Regions from separate parts of the Homo sapiens genome. Here region 1 is linked to region 2. A link is an interaction called in ENCODE POLR2A ChIA-PET data of the cell type or tissue named here. Cell type or tissue: K562. All regions are shown on one strand. Links, peaks and the distances in the headings refer to the core of each region. The heading gives the core; the rest is flanking DNA.

Region 1 (4,517 bases), core at 314-4,313, 52 kb before region 2:
TAGGTAAAAACCAAGGCAACCTGAAAGAAATATAGTCTTTTAGTTAATAATAATGTATCAACAGTAGTTCATTAATTGTGACAAATATACCATGTCAATGTAAAATTGTTAATAATATGGGGAACTGGATGTGAGGATATAGGAATCTTTCTACTGTGTTCACAATTTTTCCATAATTCTAAAACTGTTCTAAAATTAAAAGATTATTTTAAGAAATGTGAGGAACAAAGAACTAAAAACTGGATAGAAAAATGGGAGAAAGATATGAATAGATAATTCACAAAAAGATATAAAAAGGGCCTCCATACATTTGAAAAAAATCAAACTCATAATTAGAGAAATGCAAATTAAAACAACACCGAGATACAGTTTCTCACCCATAAGATTGGCAAAGACTAAAATGCATGACAACACATGCATTTGCATAACACATAGGCTGTGGGGCAACAGACATTTTCCTACGTTGCTGATGAGAATGCAAACTGGTGCAGCCCTTGTGGAGGAGAATTTGACAGTAGCTAAGAAAGCTACAAATGCATTTACCTTTTGACTCAGTAATCCCTCTCCTTGGAATCTACCTGAAGATAAATAAAAAATACGTGGCCGGGTGCAGTGGGTCACACCTGTAATCCCAGCACTTTGGGAGGCTGAGGCGGGAGAACTGCTTGGGAGGTCAAGTGTGCAGTGAGCAATGATCGTGCCACTTCACTCCAGCCTGGGTGACAAAATGAGACCCTGTCTCAGAATAAAAGAAAGAAAATGCATATTTATAAGGTTATTCGTTGCAGCATTATTTATAATTACAAAATATTGGAAAAAACTTAAATGTCCATAGATAGGAGAGTGGTTGAATAAACTGTGACATCTCCAGCAATGGAGTACCATATAGCTGTAAAAATGGATGAGATCTCTATGAGATGATATGGGGTGATTTCCATATATACAGTTAAGGGGGAAATAAATCAAAGTGCAAAAACGTATCCATGGCATGCTACTGGTCGCGTAAGAAAGAAGAGGTTATAGGAAGATACACATTTCTGCTCATATGTGCAAAAGAAATCTAGCAAAGGTAAACCAGAAATTAAAGAGATTGGCTACCTACAGGGGGTATGTAGGACTGGGGTGACAAGAAGGAAGGTATGGAAGTGACACTTTACTGAGTATACCTTTTTGCTTAGGTTTGACTCCAGGAACAAGAGTAATATTTCACATACTCCCCAAATAAAGAAACAATTAAAACCAACCAGACTGTTGGGGAAACCCAAGATGGAATACAAACACTAGCAAATAAACCTAACTGTATTCCAAATGAATAACAGACCATACCAAAGGGACAGAAAAGAAAAGACCTAACTTAAGTAACTGTGGAATATAGAATTTGAACTGTATTCTGTAAGGCTACAGACAAAAAGAACTCCATATAAATACTGTACTCTAGTTAGCAAATTTGTTTCTCACTGAGGTGTGGGTTAGCAATTCTGCAAGTAGTGTATATGTATACTAGGATTGAACAAATAAATAAATATAGATAATGAGAACAAGATTTATCACTGTCAAAGAAAATAGTTACAAATGGCTGGGCAAGGTGGCTCACGCCTGTAATCCCAGCACTTTGGGAGGCCGAGGTGGGTGGATCACCTGAGGTCAGGAGTTCAAGACCAGCCTGGCCAATACGGCGAAACCCTGCTTCTACTAAAAATACAAAAATTAGCTGGGTGTGGTGGCAGGTGCCTGTAATCCCACATACTGGGGGGCTGAGGCGGGAGGATCTCTTGAACTTGGGAGGCGGAGGTTGCAGCGAGCCAAGATCGTGCCACTGCACTCCAGCTTGGGCAACAGAGTGAGACTCCGTCTCAAAAGAAAAAAAAGAAAATAGTTACAAATAAGGAAAGATAGGAAAGATAGAAGGATAGAATGAACCTTTGGTGTTGGGTTGAAATCAGAGATATCAGTATGAACTTGTGGGGTTTTTTTTATAGATAGAGATGTATGTGTGTGAGAGTTAGTATACACATACATATTTCATAGCTTTGTCCTCTGAGAGGGCCTAGAAGAAATGACATCTCAGTAGCAATGAGCAAAGCCAGAACCCAGATCTTGGTTTCTAAGTGCCACTTTCCAATAAAAGGAACCAGTGCTCCTTAGAAAAGTGGATGGTGATTATAGGGTTGGAACAGGGAAAATATAAGATAAGCCTAGAACATCTTTTGTTATTAAGAAAAAAAGAAAAGAAAAGAAAGAAAGAAAATGCTCCAAAAAGAACGGGAGCTTGTCAAAGGAACATAGAAGCCAACTTGAAGGAGCTCTCAATGGGCAAACCAAGAGCAATTTGAGCAACAAAATAAATCGTATGTTATTGGATTGTAACCCAAAGTACAGAATGAATATACAGGAGACCATATGTTTATTTATTGATTTTTAATTTATTATTATTATTATTATTATTATTATTATTATTATTATTATTATTATACCTCTGAACTTTTTATTGGCCTCCTGCTCCCCAAAGGGTACCCTGCTTCTGCTGGCTTAATGTCTCAGAACTTTGGTGTCATCGGTCTCAGACACCACTTTGCCATCCACTATCCGGCGGGTGGTGGTTTTTGGATGGTTTGCATGGAGTTGCTGCTGTCCAGGGCATCACCAAGATTGAAGTCCTCGCCATCTTCCAGCAGGCGGCGGTAGGTGGCAATCTCAGCCTCCAGCTTGACATTGATGTTCAGCAGGGTCTCGTAATCCTGGGCCTGGCTGTCCCTCTGCCCAAGTCAGTGCCAGCTCCAGGTGCAGCAGGATCCCACTGAGCTGCTCTATCTGCAGGGTGTAGCGGGCCTCCACCTCCCTCAGGCTGTTCTCCAAGCTGGGCTTCAGATTTCTCACGGAGTCCAGCTTGATCTCCAAGGACTGGACTGTACATCTCAGCTCTGTGAGCATCATCTCAGCAGCTCCAACCTCCACGGACTGCGTGGTGACCACTGTGGTGCTCTCCTCAATCTGCTGAGACCAGTACTTGTCCAGCTCCTCTTGGTTCTTCTGAGCCAGCTTGTCATATTGGGCTTGGATATCTGCCATGATCTTGGTGAGGTCCTGAGATTTGGGGGCATCTACCTCCACGGTCAACCCAGAGCTGGCAATCTGGGCTTGTAGGCCTTTTACTTCCTCTTCGTGGTTCTTCTTCGTGAAGAGCAGCTCCTCCTTGAGAGCCTCAATCTCTGTCTCTCGCTGCAGCTGAGTGACATTGGTGTCATCAATGACCTTGCAGAGCCCATGGTGTCGTTCTCCACAGACTGGCGCATGGCCAGCTCTGTCTCATACTTGACTCTAAAGTCATCAGCAGCAAGATGGGCATTGTTGATCTGCAGAACGATGCGGGCGTTGTCCACAGTATTTGTGAAGATCTGAGCCCTCAGGTCCTCGATGGTCTTGAAGCAATGGCTCCAGTCTCTGACCTGGGGTCCCTTCTTCTCCAGGTGCTCCCAGATTTTGCTCTCCAGCCTCCAGTTCTCGGTCTCCAGGCTCCTCACTCTGTCCAGGTAGGAGGCCAGGTGGTTGTTCAGGCTTTGCACGGTCTCCTTCTTGTTCTGGATGCCTCCCATTCCTGCCAGACCCCCAGCCATCCCCGAGGCCAGGCCCCTGGACCCCATGCCACCCCGGAAGCTGGTGGAGCGGGACACGGAGATCCGGGAACCAGAGCCCCCAGCGACTGCAGAGACGCTGACCATGCTGCTGACCAGCTGGGCGCCATAGCTGGCACCTGGACAGAGCCCAGGGACCAGTAGTTGGTGGAGAAGGTGGAGCGACTGGTGAAGCTCACGCTGTCCGGGGAGGAGGGCGAGAAGACAGGACTCAGCTTTGCCGACAACCTATTATTATTTTTTAACAGAGATGGGGTTTTGTCATGTTGCCCAGGCTGGTCTTGAACTCTTAAGCTCAAGTGATCCTCCCGCCTCTACCTCTTCCCAAAGTGCTGGGACTACAGACATGAGCCACTGTGCCTGGCCTAGAGACCACAGATTTAAATAAATAATTGAAAAATAAATAAATGGGGGAGAAATGACCATATCTTCCTTCCAGAAGAATTTTAATAAATGTAGAAGGTGACTGGATGCAATGGTGCACTCCTATAATCCCAGCATTTTGGGAGGTTGAGATGGGAGGATCACTTGAGCTCAGGCATTTGAGACCAGCTTGGGCAACACAGTGAAACCCTATCTCTACAAAAAATACAAAAATTAGCCAGGCATGGTGGCACAAGCCTGTAGTCCCAGCTACTTAGGAGGCTGAGGTGGGAGGATCTCTTAAGCCCAGGAGGTCGAGGCTACAGTGAACTGAGATCGCATTACTGCACTCTAGCCTGGGTAACAGAGCAAGACCCTGTCTCAAAAAAAGAGAAACAGGGAAATAGAAAATCACCATTCGACAGTAATACTCATAAAAGAAAGATCCACCAATGGATGCTAAAATTAGTAGGTGGAATTTTGAGGAGAAATAGGATATTTTGGTCATCTCAAAAAATCTCC
Region 2 (4,235 bases), core at 236-4,235:
GTGTACCCACCATTTTAAATGTGTCCCCCCTGGCTTGGGCATTTTCCACACTACAACACTCGAATCATTTTGAGTGGACCCACAACATTTTATCCAGCACTCTACAATTCTCTCATTATATTTTCAGTTGTTTCCAGTGGGTTATTGCTGCAATGACTAGCTTTAGTTTGCCTGCTTTTCCATTCCTTAAGGACAAATGCCCAGAAATGGAACTTAGAGATCAAACGTCAAAGAGTATTTCTATGGATCTTAAAGACTGCCAAGCTGCGCTTACAGAGCATATGCCAACCAGCCAACATGTGCACTGCAACTGAGTAATCATGTTGGCCATACAACAGGTATTGCCTGTTACAGTTCAACTCATACAGCCAACTGTGGTTTCAGTATCCACCATTAATTCCTTCGCCCATCTTTTCTAACAGAAATTTTCAGCATTTCAACGCCTGGTTAAATTTCCAATCTTGGAAGGTAACCACGTTAGAATACTGGTCTTGTTCATTTTTATTACTTGTATCTACAACCACTGTAGGTGAAAGTTATCTTTGTAAACGTAAACACAAACATCCTAGTTAGTCACACACACTCCATGTTCTTTCTAGTTTACTTAGGAAAATTCAGCTTTTTGGCTTTCATTTACCAGTAAGTGAAGAAAATAAACTGTCACTTCCCATGAGAATTTTTCATTCCACTGCCCTAGTTTTAATCTAAGCAGGTCACTGAGTCTTTTATACACAAAGCTCACCAAGTGTCTAACTTACTCAAAACACCTAGAACTAGCTGGGTGTGGTGGAGTGTGCCTGTGGTCCTAGCTACCAGGAAGGCTGAGATAGGAAGACAGCTTGAGCCCACCTTGAGTTTGGGGCTGCGGTGTGCCATGATCACAGCTGTGAACAGCCACTGCACTGTAGCCAGGGCAACACAGAGCCTGTCTATCTCTAAAATCAAACCAGGCCAGGCATAGTAGCTCATGCCTGTAATCCCAGCATTTTGGGAGGCTAAGGCAGGCAGACCGCTTAAGGTCATGAGTTCAAAACCAGCCTGGCCAACATGGTGAAACCTCATCTGTACTAAAAATACAAAAATTAGCCAGGAATGGTGGTGCACGCCTGTAATCCCAGCTCTTGGGAGGGTGAGGCAGAAGAAACGCCTGAAACTGGGCGGTGGAGGTTGCAGTGAGCCGAAGTCATGCCACTGCACTCCAGCCCCGGCAAGAGAGCAAGACTTCATCTTAAAAAACAAAAACCAATAAAACCCACCTGGAACCAATGCCCTGCAAACCCTCCATGTGCTTTCACCTCTACACCTTTGTGTAAGCACTCTCTGCCTGCCAAGTTTCCTCCTGTTCTCCATCTAATGCAAACTTTCCAGAGCCCTCCTGCCCCTGAAGATACCCCTTACCACAGCACAGACTTAAGAGCCCCTTAAGGTCTGAGGTCCATGTTTGACCTTCTCCCGCTTGTAAGCCAAAAATAAAATTCAAAGGCCCCCAGCAACCATCTGAATGCACTCCCTCCTTGAATAGGGCACTCTTGGTTTCCACAACCTCTTACTGTAGCCAAGACATTCCTTTCTAGTGATAACCAATTCTCGACGAGAAACAGAAAATCTATCCAAAACCTCGAAGTGCCGCCTTTCTGGACCAAACCAATGTATGCCTTATGTGTATTTGATTGATGTCTCATGTCTCCCTAAAATATGTAAAACCAAGCTGCTCCCCGCCCACCTTGGACACATATTCTTAGGGTCTCCCAAGGGCTGTGTCACGGGCCATGGTCAACTCATATTTGGCTCAGAATAAATCTCTTCGAATATTTCAGAGTTCAACTCTTTTGCTTGACACCTTCATAAAGAAAGCAACATTTTGGAAACAACAGCCAAAGGATATTGTAGTAGTGGAAAGTGGCTATTATTGCAGTGTTCACAAAGCAGTCTTTTCCTGGTCTTGGGTCTCTACACTTAGAAGACCAAGTCACCTCCTTCAGCAAAGGAAACACCTTGAATTCCCCAACAAGCATTCTCTAAAATCCTGCAAGGAACAACTTCTGATTCCCTCAGAGAATGTACAACACCCCCCGCCAAAATGCATCCCAAGAGTTTGTAGAGTTCCTGCCAGAAGTGCTCACACAGATGCAAACTTCTGATCACTGAAAACTAGAGGTGGGACCCAACTCACTTGTTGCACATCAGCAGCACTTCCAGCTCCTTGACGTTGTGGACCAGGAACTTCCGGAAGCCACTGGGCAGCATGTGCTTTGTTTTTTTGTTGCTTCCATAACCAATGTTGGGCATCAAGATCTGGCCCTTGAATCTTCTACGAACCCTGTTGTCAATGCCTCTGGGTTTCCGCCAGTTACGCTGAAGGAAATAATACACAGGTGGGTTAGCGTCTGTGCAGAGTGCGAACTCTTCCTTTTGGGGAGGGAAAAAAAGGACCAAATGAAAAGGAAGTATGCCACACAGTAGTTGCCTTTGGTAACAGGACTTCACTATTTCCTTACTTTTTTGGTGGGAAAAACCAGGAGCTCGTGGCTTTAGCCACTAGGGATGAAGGCACCCCCACCATTGCCACTCCCAAGCAATGGAGGAGGCACCAATGGGATGCGAGGGGACTGTGTAGATACTGAGATGGCAAGCACAGCTGCAGACACTGCTCTCAGCACCTGAGTTTTCTTGTCTATAAAATAGGGATCCTGCTGTCACAAGGCAACCCAAAATACAGGACACAAATGCAAAGCCCTCTGAACACATCAAAACGGCCAAATGTCCCTTTTCATTAAAGTTTCGCTTCACACATCAAGAGACATAAGTACCAGCACTAGGGCACACTGGGGGAGACCTGTATTTCTACAGAAAGCTCTTCCACAAGCCAGTTCATCGGTCAAAGATAATCCTGACTAGGTGATGTCAGAAACTGTTGGAAACTCTTTTCTTCACCCCACACCCATTTCCATCCCAGGACCACATACCTTAATTTTGACATATCGGTCTGACTGGTGCCGGATGAACTTCTTGGTTCTCTTTTTGACGATCTTGGGCTTCACAAGGGGTCTGAGGGCGGCCATGATGCCTTTTGGGGAAGAAGCGGCCCCAGGTGAGGAAGAATCCTGGAAGGAGGCTTTCCTGCCCAGGGACTGAACACTGTCGCAGAGTGTCTTCCAATCGCCAGCTACGGAGCAAGCTGGGAATGGAATGGGTGCCTCTGCCAGGCTTGCTTTCCCTCCCTTTCCGAAGCTGGCAGAATACTAGGCACTCTCCAGATGCGATCCCAGGAGGTCAAGGGTCACCTCACCCACTCAGAGCCCAAAGAATGCCAACAGCTGAGCAAATCAAAACTGACCCCAAGACACTCTCAATTTGCAAGGGGCAGCAAATCCCACCCCACCAGTGTCCGAACCCCCAGATGGTCCTTCCGGTAGTACTGGCCTTGACCATCTACTTGAACCTGAGTCTTTTCCTCACCTGTAAAATGAAGATGACACTGCGCGCTGAATGCCTGCAGTGCCTGTCACAGGGTAAATGTTCAATAAAACCTTCTAATTCCCTAGGGAGCTGCTGCGCTACCACACCCTCAACACACACAAAACCACCATATACCTCTGAAGATGCCTCAAACCTGGAGATCTTCCAGTATCAACTCACACCTTCCTCAGTGTGGTCTTCCGAGCCATTGATTTCCTACAGCAGCACCCCTTCTGCTCTCTTCGCAGCCATCAACTGGCCCAGAGTGGGTACTCAATGAACCACGTATTCAAAACGACTCTGCCTTCTGGCCCATGATATCCTCGAAGGCAAGGTGGGGGCAGTTGCATCTTCATATTCCCAGAGATACTACCAGAATTTCTGCCTGCAGCTGGACCAGCCGACCTACAGCTCGTCTTTCCTTGGCGGTCCCGCAGCAGCAGCCCTCGGGCCAGAGACTGCAGCGGAAGAAGCCGGCCATGGCATGAACGAATACACGTGGGCCGACATTGGTGAGCGCTGGGATCCACAGATCCCAGCTGAAAGCTGTCAAGCTGGGCCACCCCTGGTCGTCCCACGGCCCCCAGGAGACCCCGAAGTCTGGCCTCAACTAGCACCCTCCACCGCCAAGGAACAAACAAGCAGCCCGCAGCTCTGAATACAGGCGGAGGGCAGGAGGCTCTGGGACGCAAAGCCCTATCAACTCGGCGGCTTCGTTCTGTTCCTGTACACGCTCCAGTAAGCTGACAATAACAATACCCACAGACACTACCGCG

Evidence for each region. Peaks named below come from ENCODE experiments on the same cell type or tissue, not always from the same donor. Only the 100,000 strongest peaks of a DNase experiment are listed, where the experiment ranks them.
Region 1: POLR2A ChIA-PET joins it to region 2 with 5 read pairs; 16 of 35 experiments call an interaction of 5 or more read pairs at or near these places.

The regions. Positions count from the first base shown.
Region 1 is chr3:12,784,861-12,789,377 of GRCh38, forward strand. It overlaps the pseudogene KRT18P17. Among named protein-coding and RNA genes, the nearest start is that of CAND2, 9.6 kb to the right of the region's middle. In K562, for the core only: a CTCF peak has its summit at 2,672 (motif pointing right); a DNase peak (open chromatin) is centred at 2,701; H3K27me3 peaks cover 1,320 bases.
Region 2 is chr3:12,837,176-12,841,410 of GRCh38, forward strand. RPL32 (ribosomal protein L32) reads right to left here. Exons shown (of 4, transcript NM_000994.4): 2 at 2,967-3,067; 3 at 2,174-2,355. The coding sequence starts at 3,062. SNORA7A (small nucleolar RNA, H/ACA box 7A) reads right to left here and starts at 3,275; the gene lies at 3,137-3,275. RefSeq lists enhancers at 2,750-3,688, 3,689-4,235. In K562, for the core only: no CTCF peak of the experiment used is centred there; DNase peaks (open chromatin) are centred at 2,588 and 4,056; H3K4me3 peaks cover 3,507 bases.